2 separate regions of the Homo sapiens genome follow, and region 1 is linked to region 2. A link is a contact called in ENCODE Hi-C or POLR2A ChIA-PET data. All regions are on one chromosome and are shown on one strand. The core of a region is the stretch at or near the end of the contact, and the rest is flanking DNA. Distances in the headings are between cores, read along the strand shown. Region 1 overlaps PHF21A (PHD finger protein 21A). Region 2 overlaps CREB3L1 (cAMP responsive element binding protein 3 like 1).

The links. Hi-C counts contacts between places; a loop is a spot of excess contacts on that map. ChIA-PET counts read pairs that join two places held with the same protein, here RNA polymerase II (POLR2A). Pooled maps may share reads with other maps.
Region 1: a pooled map shows a loop between it and region 2 (3-fold over the local background). The contact joins two enhancer-like sites. A Hi-C loop is called at or near these places in 1 of 37 single-sample maps with no recorded cell type and 3 of 50 pooled maps. POLR2A ChIA-PET finds 5 or more read pairs at or near these places in 2 of 52 experiments (BJ and WTC11).

Annotation. Positions count from the first base shown.
Region 1 is chr11:45,927,956-45,933,039 of GRCh38, forward strand. It overlaps PHF21A (PHD finger protein 21A), which reads right to left. Exons shown (of 19, transcript NM_001352027.3): 19 at 1,364-5,084. LARGE2 (LARGE xylosyl- and glucuronyltransferase 2) reads left to right here. Exons shown (of 14, transcript NM_001300721.2): 12 at 1-114; 13 at 222-417; 14 at 675-1,141. The coding sequence ends at 890. Among named protein-coding and RNA genes, the nearest start is that of LARGE2, 7.8 kb to the left of the region's middle. RefSeq lists enhancers at 2,003-2,192, 2,543-2,632. Within about 2 kb of position 2,641, at least 18 of the 41 ENCODE cell types and tissues checked have a DNase peak (open chromatin) inside an H3K27ac peak, as active enhancers do.
Region 2 is chr11:46,313,393-46,318,369 of GRCh38, forward strand. It overlaps CREB3L1 (cAMP responsive element binding protein 3 like 1), which reads left to right. Exons shown (of 12, transcript NM_052854.4): 9 at 2,894-2,993; 10 at 3,969-4,095. Among named protein-coding and RNA genes, the nearest start is that of DGKZ, 32 kb to the right of the region's middle. Within about 2 kb of position 1,876, at least 5 of the 41 ENCODE cell types and tissues checked have a DNase peak (open chromatin) inside an H3K27ac peak, as active enhancers do.

The sequences.
Region 1 (5,084 bases), core at 1,391-3,890, 380 kb before region 2:
CAAGGCAGCACTGGTGGTGCCGGCATTCGAGACCCTGCGCTACCGCTTCAGCTTCCCCCATTCCAAGGTGGAGCTGTTGGCCTTGCTGGATGCGGGCACTCTCTACACCTTCAGGTAGGAGAGGCTACTTCTCTGCCCACTCCACTCACTTGCCCACACTGGCCCCCACTACCCACGAGCTCCTAGCCTCAGCCTGGCTCCCACCCGACCCTGCTGCACAGGTACCACGAGTGGCCCCGAGGCCACGCACCCACAGACTATGCCCGCTGGCGGGAGGCTCAGGCCCCGTACCGTGTGCAATGGGCGGCCAACTATGAACCCTACGTGGTGGTGCCACGAGACTGTCCCCGCTATGATCCTCGCTTTGTGGGCTTCGGCTGGAACAAAGTGGCCCACATTGTGGAGCTGGATGCCCAGGTGAGGAGGGCACCTTGCTGCCTCCACCTTTGACTCGAGCACCTCCAGGTCCAGGGAACTCACGACACCTGCATGGGGGACCACACCACTAGGCAACACTGTTAGAAATGTCCCCCTTCTGTGGAATTAAAATAATCTGCCCTTTGGCCCTTGCTTTAGCTCTCAGGGGCTACAGGGTAAGCCTGTTCTCTGGAGCTGCACCTTCCCCGCAGGCCAGGCAAGCCAGGCAGCCACTGCTCCTCTGCCCCACCCTGCAGGAATATGAGCTCCTGGTGCTGCCCGAGGCCTTCACCATCCATCTGCCCCACGCTCCAAGCCTGGACATCTCCCGCTTCCGCTCCAGCCCCACCTATCGTGACTGCCTCCAGGCCCTCAAGGACGAATTCCACCAGGACTTGTCCCGCCACCATGGGGCTGCTGCCCTCAAATACCTCCCAGCCCTGCAGCAGCCCCAGAGCCCTGCCCGAGGCTGAGGCTGGGCCGGCGCTGCCCCTCATCTTAGCATTGGGCAGACACCAGGGCAACCTGCCCTCCGCCATCCCTGCTATTTAAATTATTTAAGGTCTCTGGGAAGGGCTGGGGCAGAGCATCTGTGGGGTGGGGTCTTCCCCTTGCTGCTATTGTATGGCTGGGGACTGGTCTCTCTCTGCCCCAGCCAGTTTGGGGCTGGTTCCCCCATCTTGAATTGTTTATCCCTTTTTCATAATTAAAGTTTTAAAACATCTTTTTTGTGTTCCTGGTTTGGGGGAGCAAGGGCACTCTGGGGCTAGGGCGTCAGTGCACAAGGGAGGTGCTACATCCAGCTGGGGTCACAGGAGGGCCTGGGCCCTTAAGGGCAAGCACCCCCCCGCCCCCCACCCCCAGACAGCCAGTCAGGGAGGGCAGAGGCTGGGACTGGAATGTGTCCTGCCCACCCTCCCCTGCCCCAAACCCAACACCATGAGGCTGAGAGGCTTTATTTGGCTTTATTTAGTAAAATGTTAAAATAAATAAATACAAATTGATCAGCTGCTCTGTATCCCCCCCCACCCCCTCAAAACAAAAACCAAACAAACAAAAACAAAAACTTTGAAGCACAAAACTCCAAATACAAGTCTACCAAGACTGAAATCACAAAGGGCATGGACAAGAGACAGGGTTGGGGTCTGGCTGGCTCTTCTCTGCTAGGAGCTGGCTGACCTCTGGCCTGCCCGTCCCATCCCGCCTGACTGCAGCTCACCCTGGGCTGAGGACCCACGGACACCGGAGAGAGGTGAGGGTCCAAAGGCTGCTGGGGAAGGGGTAGGGGGGTGGGGTCCTCAGGGAGGAAGGGCCTTGTGGGAGGGGGCGCCAAGTGGAACTGGAGAGCCCTGCTTCCGTTTAGAGGAGGTATTTTTCAGAGTTCCTACCCCGGCTTTCTGGAGGGCAGCCCCAGCTTCCTGCCCCTCACTTTAGCAAGGGGCCAGAAGACTGCCCAGGGCTGCCCACTCCTGTCTTGGAGAGGAGCTGACTCAGAGGACAGTCTAAGTCAGGGTGAGGATGGGAGTCCTGCTTCCTGCCAGGGGTGCCCGGCAGAGGGACAGGGGCGAGGTTCACACAGAGCAAAGTTGCCTCCACTCAACAGAAGCCACGGGATCTGGAGAACCCAGGCCCTGGAAAATGCACCTGGGCCACCATCCATCTCATTACCCTAAGAGCCTTTTGCCCCTGGGTAAAAAGTCTCCTAAATTCAGCCCTTTAGATAAATAAGAAGGACCACGCCCTATAAGAGAATGAAGAGAGGAAACCACTGAAGAGTGTGTGTGAGCTGGGAGGTGACAGCCCAAGGGAGGCTCTGATGGCCCCAAGAGAGAAGTATCAGAGGTGGCTGGAGAGGCAGCCGTGCATGCGGAGACGGAAGCGTGCTGCAGACACGGTCACCCTCACGGAAACAGCTGTGTGTAACCACCTCCATGCACGCTGCCTGTTGGGCCTGAGCCAAGCAGCAGCAGGGACAGAGAGGCAGGTGTTGCAGGGAAACCAGGCACACGATGGTGCCAGCTGGAGGCTGCCAGGGCGGCCCCACCAGGGACTGCCCCTAACTGCCTCCCTATGTCAGGTACAACCAGCAGGCTTACCCCAAAGGGCCTGATAAGGAAGGAAGAAATCAAAACCCCAGAGGAGCTCAGCACAGGTGAGACAAGACCCAGCAGGCTCCATGAAAGAAAAAGGACCCACAGGCAGCAAGAATGCAGAGGTGGAGATGACAGCAACATGGCCTCACTGTTACCAGGATGCAGCGCCTGGACAGGAGCTGGCAGGGGACTCCCAGTCATCACTGCCACCAGGGCGCAGCGCCTGATCAGGAGCTGGCAGGGGACTCCCAGTCAGGGCCCAGTGGGCAGCCGCTCCAGCTCTCTGAAGTGACTACAAAGCCAGCTGGTCTCAAAAGTGGCTGTCAGAGCAGCTAAATTCTGGGCCGTGGGGAAAGAGCAGCGGAGGGAAGGAGGAGGAAGCAAGTGGAGGTGGCTGGGGTGGGGCAGTGTCACGAGCGTATGTCTCAGGTGGTCACAGGCCCCCCCCCCTCCCCGCCCAGGTCTGAGGGGACAGTGAAGGACAGGGAGATTGGGTGCCAGGGGCCTCTTCTTTACAGTAAAGCAGTGTTTTGGAATTTGAGTGCAGAATGTAGGTTTGGGGGCTGGGTTGCATCTCGTACTCCATACTAGCTGACTCCCAAAACAGCTCACATCTGAATGTCAGGAAGAATCCACAGCCCAGCTGCAGGCGAGGTCAGAATGTACCCGACACTGCTGAGGGCGGCAGGCAAAGCCCTGGTCAATTCCTAGCCCCGTCCTCCGACCCAAGACTCCTAAGGCAGCTCCTCTCTGAGCAAAGGCCTCTAGTGATGATGGTTTCCCAACTTCTTTCAGGAAAAGGTAAGTTAGGTGTTGTGTGGCAACCCCCAGATGGGCCCAGACAAGTTGAGGGGAAGAGCTCTAGACAGGGCAGACAGCCTGCTGCTGGTCTCTGATCCTCTGCCAACGATTCCTCCAACTAGTCCAGGCATCTCCAAGGCTCCCTGACTAGACACAGCACCTTGGTTTCTGAATGAGAAAAGGGAACTCTTTCCCCCTCAGCCAATCAAGCAGCCAGGGCCTAACTCTGAGGCCTGTTCAGCCTAACTTAATTCCTTCTTCTGAGGCCCCTGGGAAGATGAAAGGCGATGGCTGATAGAGATGAGACACATTTTACTCTAAGAAGTGTCTCTTCTCTGTTGCATTTGCTTTCAGATCTGTCTTTGTCTCTCTGGGCCTAATTGGGTGGGAGAGAAGCTGATAGGATCGTTTCTACCTCTCCTAGACTCTGGCCATTCCCAGGGCCTGGAGTGGGCTTGGGGGAGATGCTCCAGCAGGGCCAGGGTACAGAGCCTCCACCGCCCTCCCATCGGCCAGGGGCACGCAAGGGGCAAAGGTCTCCAGCGAGAGCACAAATCTGACACAATTTACTTCTGACAAGGCAAGATGAGAGAATGGTCTGAGTCTTTCACAACCCTGGTTTTCTCAAGGAGAGGCCACAACCGGCCAAGCCGAGGCAAGCGCAGCAATTCTAGCCCAGGGTCACCCAGGAGGCTTGTGGGTGGGTGGAGTGGAGTAAATTTCTGGTGCCTGGAGCCAACAGGCAGAGAAAGGAGTGGGAGCTTCAGACCTCTCCCCAAAGGCAAGACAGAGCGAAGGCCACGCTGGGGCTCTGTCTCAGAGACGTACCCTCAAAACATGTCACTCCTCCTCTGTTCTAAGCACCAAGGGCTGATGCAGCCAGCCTGTACTCCCGCACCCTCCTGTCACGGCCAGGGTGCGTGCGCACCACAGAGCTCCGCTGGCCAGTTCCCTCGGAGGTGTCCCCCAGGCACTCATAATGCTGGTGGCTGAAAGACCAAAAGCAGCACCAAAGGAAGGGATCTTATTTAGGCACCAGCCTTTTGCTCTAGCAGAATCTGAGAAGACCACGGGTAGGGCCCTGATACCATCCACGCTTCCATTTGGGCTTCACAACAGGAGACAAGATCCCTGCACCAAGAAGAGAGCACGGTCTTTTCTGAGGAGAGAGAAGGGTGGGGAGCTCCGCCTCTGTCCTTCAAGGAGACTGGCCCACCAGTCTAGAGACACACACACGGCAAAATGTCATCGTGATCAGCAGGGTCTGTGCTAAAAAATTATAACTACACGGCATTTTCTCCAGTTCTGACACCTTTTTAATAGAAATCACTGTTTTTAGGAAACAAATAGCACTTTTGTAATTTTTTTTTACAATGTTTCTTACCTTGATCTTAATTTAAGTAACACTAGGAAGACCTCAATATCTTTTATTTTCCTTTTTAATTTAAAAAAAAGTTTTTTTTCCCCAGATACAAAGATTTTTGCCCTTGCATAAAAAAACAGTGCCCGAACGATGACACAAGGACTCACAAAGACTCACGGGACCTCACTGACACTATGATTCCTACTCTACCATGCAAGGTCTTGGCTACCCTTAATTGGACTGTCAGCCTGAAAAACAGCTTTTCTATTCCTTATTTTAGTTTTTGTTACCAAGAAAGTAAAATGAACAGTAAAATAAAACTTTCCTTAAAGAAAAAAAGAACAAAAACAAAAATTAAAGAAAGAGAAAAGAAACGTCTCCATTCAATTCACACACACCTGGGTCGCGTG
Region 2 (4,977 bases), core at 626-3,125:
GTTAGAAATGCAGGCTGGGCACGGTGGCTCACGCTTGTAATCTCAGCACTTTGGGAGGATGAGGGGGGTGGATCATTTGAGGTTAGGAGTTCGAGACCAGACTGACCAACATGGTGAAACCCCATCTCTACTAAAAATAGAAAATTAGCTGGGCGTGGTGGTGGGCGCCTGTAATCCCAGCTACTCGGGAGGCTGAGGGAGAAGAATCACTTGAATCCGAGAGGCGGCAGTTGCAGTGAGCTGACACTGTGCCACTGCACTCCAGCCTGGGCCAGACTCTGTCTCAAAAAAAAAAATGCAGAATTTCAGAACTCTCTCCAGACTTACTGAGCTAAAAACTGCACATTCACAAGGTCCTTGGGTGATTCACATGTACTATGAAGTTTGAGAAACAGGAGTATAGAGACAGCAGGACAGTGCCTGGCAGGTAGCAGCCACGTCAAGTCACAGCTCTGGGTTCTTACGCTGCTCTGCCATTTTTGTGACTCTGGAGAAATCGTTAAATATCTCTGGGCCCCTGTTTCTTCGTCTAAATGGGGATGATAGAAACATTATCTCATAGGGCCAGGCACAGTGGCTTACGCCTGTAATCCCAGCATTTTGGGAGGCGGAGGCGGGCAAATCACTTGAGGCCAAGAGTTCGAGACCAGCCTGGCCAACATGGTGAAACCCCCATCTCTACTAAAAATACAAAAATTAGCCGGATGTGGTGGTGCATGCCTGTAATCCCAGCTACTCAGGAGGTTGAGGGAAAAGAATCACTGGAACCCGGGAGGCAGAGGTTACAGTGAGCTGAGATGGTGCCACCGTACTCCAGCCTGGGTGGCAGAGTGAGACTCTGTCTCAAAAAAAAAAAAAAAGAAAGAAAAGAAACATTATCTCATAGGATGGATGTGAGGGTATTAATAAGATCCTGCGAATAAAGGATCCAGCCTGATGCTTGGCATTTAGAAATGTGCAATTCATGTTAGCTTTTATTCTTCTTTCATTATTTTTATTTATTTATTTTCTTGAGATAGGGTCTCACTCTGTTGCCCATGCTGGAGCGTAGTGGGGTGATCATAGCTCACTGCAGCCTCAAACTCCTGATTCTCCCCCCTCAACCTCCTAAGTAGCTAGGACCACAGGCGCACACCACCACCCCTGGCTAATTTTAAGTATTTTGTAGAGACGTGGTCTTGCTGTGTTGCCCAGGCTGGTCTCCAGCTCCTGGACTCAAGCATACCTCCTGCTTTGGCTCCCAAAGTGCTGGGATTATAGGTGTGATCCACTGCACCTGGCCTTCTTTCATTATTTTTACTTTTTTATTTTTATTTACTTTTTTTTTTTTTTTGAGACACAGTCTTGCTCTGTCGCCCAGGCTGGAGTGCAGTGGCACAATCTCGGCTCACTGCAACCTCCGCCTCTTGGGTTCAAGCAATTCTCATGCCTCAGCCTCCCAAATAGCTGGGATTACAGACGTGTACCACCACACCCGGCTAATTTTTGTATTTTTAGTAGAGACAGGGTTTCACTATGTTGGCCAGGCTGGTCTTGAACTCTTGACTTCATGTAATCCTCCTGCCTCAGCCTCCCACAAGTGCTGAAATTACAGGCGTGAGCCACCACACCCCACCATTATTTTCATTCCAAATTCCTGATAGTGCCCAGCCATGAGCCTGTGGTAGGTCTTTAATAATTATTTGCTGGGATTAATTACAATAACCTAGACAACAGCCTTGGTATGCAGCAGGTGCTCAACACAAGACTTTTTCCTTCTTTCCTTCCTTCTCCCCCAGCTTCTCCAGCGGGATCCAGCCACTCCTCTGTTCCCTGATTGGCCTGGAGAATCCCACCTGACCCCCCACCCCACCCCTCTGTCTCTGGCTGGGGTTCCTTTCTGGCCCAAAGTAGGTCCAAGCCCTTGTAGTTATTTCGCCACCTGCTGTACATTGTGGGAACTGCAACCCCTACGTGCCCGTTTGGGTGGAGAGAGATTAAACATTTGCCCACCAAGCCTGTGCTGAACGCATTCTGTATGCACCCAGAAGATTCCACGCTGAGTGGGACCCGGTCCTCACCCTCAGGGAGGCCACAGTTAATAAAGGAGACTGATGTGGAGATATATAAATAAACGAAGTGCCGTGATAAAAGCAAACACAGCAATAAAGCAAAAATGGCTGGGCACGGTGGCCCATGCCTGTAATCCCAACACTTTGGGAGGCCGAAGCGGGTGGATCACCTGAGGTCAGGAGTTCCAGACAAGCCTGGCAAAACCCCGTCTCTACTAAAAATACAAAAATTAGCCGGCATGGTGGCGCACGCCTGTAGTCTCAGCTAGTCAGGAGGCTAAGGCAGGAGAATCACTTGAACCTCGGAGGCGGAGGTTGCAGTGAGTCGCAAACGCACCACTGCACTCCAGCCTGGGTGAAAGAGCGAGACTCTGTCTCAAAACAAAACAAAACAAAAAACCTAACAAAAACAATAGCTACCATTTACTAGACACTCACTACATACCAGGCACTGTGCCAAACAGCTCCTTCTTATCAGCTCAGGGTGCTGGGGGTGCCAGGGAGGGAAGGTCAGTGAAACTGTGGCAGGTGTCGGTTAAGCAAAAGAAGGCTGGCATCTGTGCAGCTGGGGGCAGGCCTTCCCTCCTCCAACCCCCTTGGCCAGGAGCATCACAGGGCAGGCCTGAGCTTCCACAAGGTGACCCAGCCAGTCACCATGAGGCAGGCCCCAGGCGCCAGGCCACTCTGCAGAGGAGCCACGCAGGAGGTGACCTTTCCTATCTTGACTGAAACGGGCACCTGGCGTGGAGGCCAAGTCTGGAGCCAGCCCCCTAGGAGAGCTCCAGGAGGCAGAGATGCCTGCGGGGTCAAAGCCTGCCAGCTGACTGCTGTGCCCTCCTCAGGACCCTGCTCCAGCAGCTGCAGAAACTCCAGACTCTGGTCACCAACAAGATCTCCAGACCTTACAAGATGGCCGCCACCCAGACTGGGACCTGCCTCATGGTAGGTGTGGCTCCCTCCACCACAGACCCACAGGAGGAGAGTTCTTCCCAAGGCTGGCTTTTTCCAGGGTTGGGCAGAGCTTTAAGGATCGGTAACATCGTGGGCAGCGTCCCAGGGTACACCATCCTGGCGCCTGGTGGGCTGGTTCTAGCAGACTCCAGACTCCTTCTCCAAGCCCATGGTGCCTTCTGCCTCACACCGGTCCCCGACTGGTTAACACAGTGTAGATGTGTAGGTGACTCCAGTGGCCCCAGCTAGGGGACAGCTGGGCAGGTTCCTTGAGGAGGCGGCTTCCACAGGCCTTGTGCAGGGAAGGGCTTGGGGAGACTCAGGGAAGAACGGACATGGTTCTTTCTGGAACAGATGGCAGTGAAAAGGCTGAGGAAACCCCTGGAAACCCGGAAGGCTCCCAGGGCGTGTTTCAGACCTCTTCCAGTCCCTCTTCTATCTTCTTCTGGAAATGGCCAGTCTCTTGCCGCCTGGCTCAGCATGCCCCGGCCCTCCGAGACCCTCGAGCTGTCAGGCAGCAGAACCAGGCTATGGGCAGGGGTAGTGTGGGCTCCGTGGCTCTCAGCACCTCCCGCTAGCCAGGCTCCTCAGAATCCTGCTGAGAACGTGATGTGGCGGTGTGTCCCCCTCCCTCGTCCCAGCCCCAAGCCCCACCTGCACCTATTCCTTCCTTTCCTGATTCCTCTACCCCGTAAGGGGACTCCACATTGGCCACTTCCCTCTTACTTCTAGCACTGCCTGTGGCGACCCCCCTACAATGGGCTGGGATGGCCTGGGCTGTCCCTGCCTTCCCCAGAGAGGATAGGAGACCCCACATGTAGGAGGGAGTGGTCGACTGGAGCAGCTGCTTCCTTGGGAAAACGCTAAGACTTTTGTGCCTGTTGGTTTGGGAGAGGAGGAGTGGGGTGGTCAGGGCCGTGGCCCCTCCTTACCCCAGATCTGATGCCACTCTCTCTTTGCTACCAGGTGGCAGCCTTGTGCTTTGTTCTGGTGCTGGGCTCCCTCGTGCCCTGCCTTCCCGAGTTCTCCTCCGGCTCCCAGACTGTGAAGGAAGACCCCCTGGCCGCAGACGGCGTCTACACGGCCAGCCAGAGTGAGTGCCCGCCTGTCATGCCAGCTCCCTGGGCTGAGGCTGCCCTGCCCCAGCCCCAGTGTCCAGGCAGAAGCCAGACATAAGAGAGAAGCCAAGTGTGGGGTCAGCATTATCTCATTTTGCCTCATTTTCCAGATGGGGAAACCGAGGCCCAAAGAGAGTCTATGCTTTGCTCAGTGTTTGTGGTAGAATTGGGACTAAAATACAGAGCTCCCGATGCCCAGCCTAGCTCCCAGAGAGCTCAGGAGTGGCTTGCAGGAGGTGGGTTTAGGGGATAACAGGAATGTTCCAGCCCTGGGCCCCATGCATTATGGTGCCAGTGCTTATGGGGCATCTGCTAGGCACCATCAGTATCTCATGATAGGGACAGCAAGTGAGTTTCAGCTCAAAAGCCATTTCCAATAAGGTGGTGGTAGCTGCCTGAAACACTGAGTTAAGAAGGACCCTGGGCCGGGCGCGGTGGCTCATGCCTGTAATCCCAGCACTTTGGGAGGCCGAGGCGGTGGATCACCTGAGGTCAGGAGTTCGACGCCAGCCTGGCCAGCATGGTGAAACCTCGTCTCTACTAAAAATACAAAACTTATCTGGGCATGGTGGCATGTGCCTGTAGTCCCGGCTACTTGAGAGGGGTGAGACAGGAGAATCACTTGAAACTGGGAGGCAGAAGTTGCAGTGAACCAAGATCACGCCACTGCAGTCCAGCCTGGGTGACAGAGTGAGACTCCATCTCAAAAAAAAAAGAAGGATCCTGAGGCACCATTCAGAATTGACAGGAAGGAGTGTCATGATCCACTGATAATGTCTACCATGGACAGAAGAAGGGTAGCGGTGGTGTGGGTTCAGATATCTACTGTTTCCAAGGGGGATAGTAAACGTACAGTG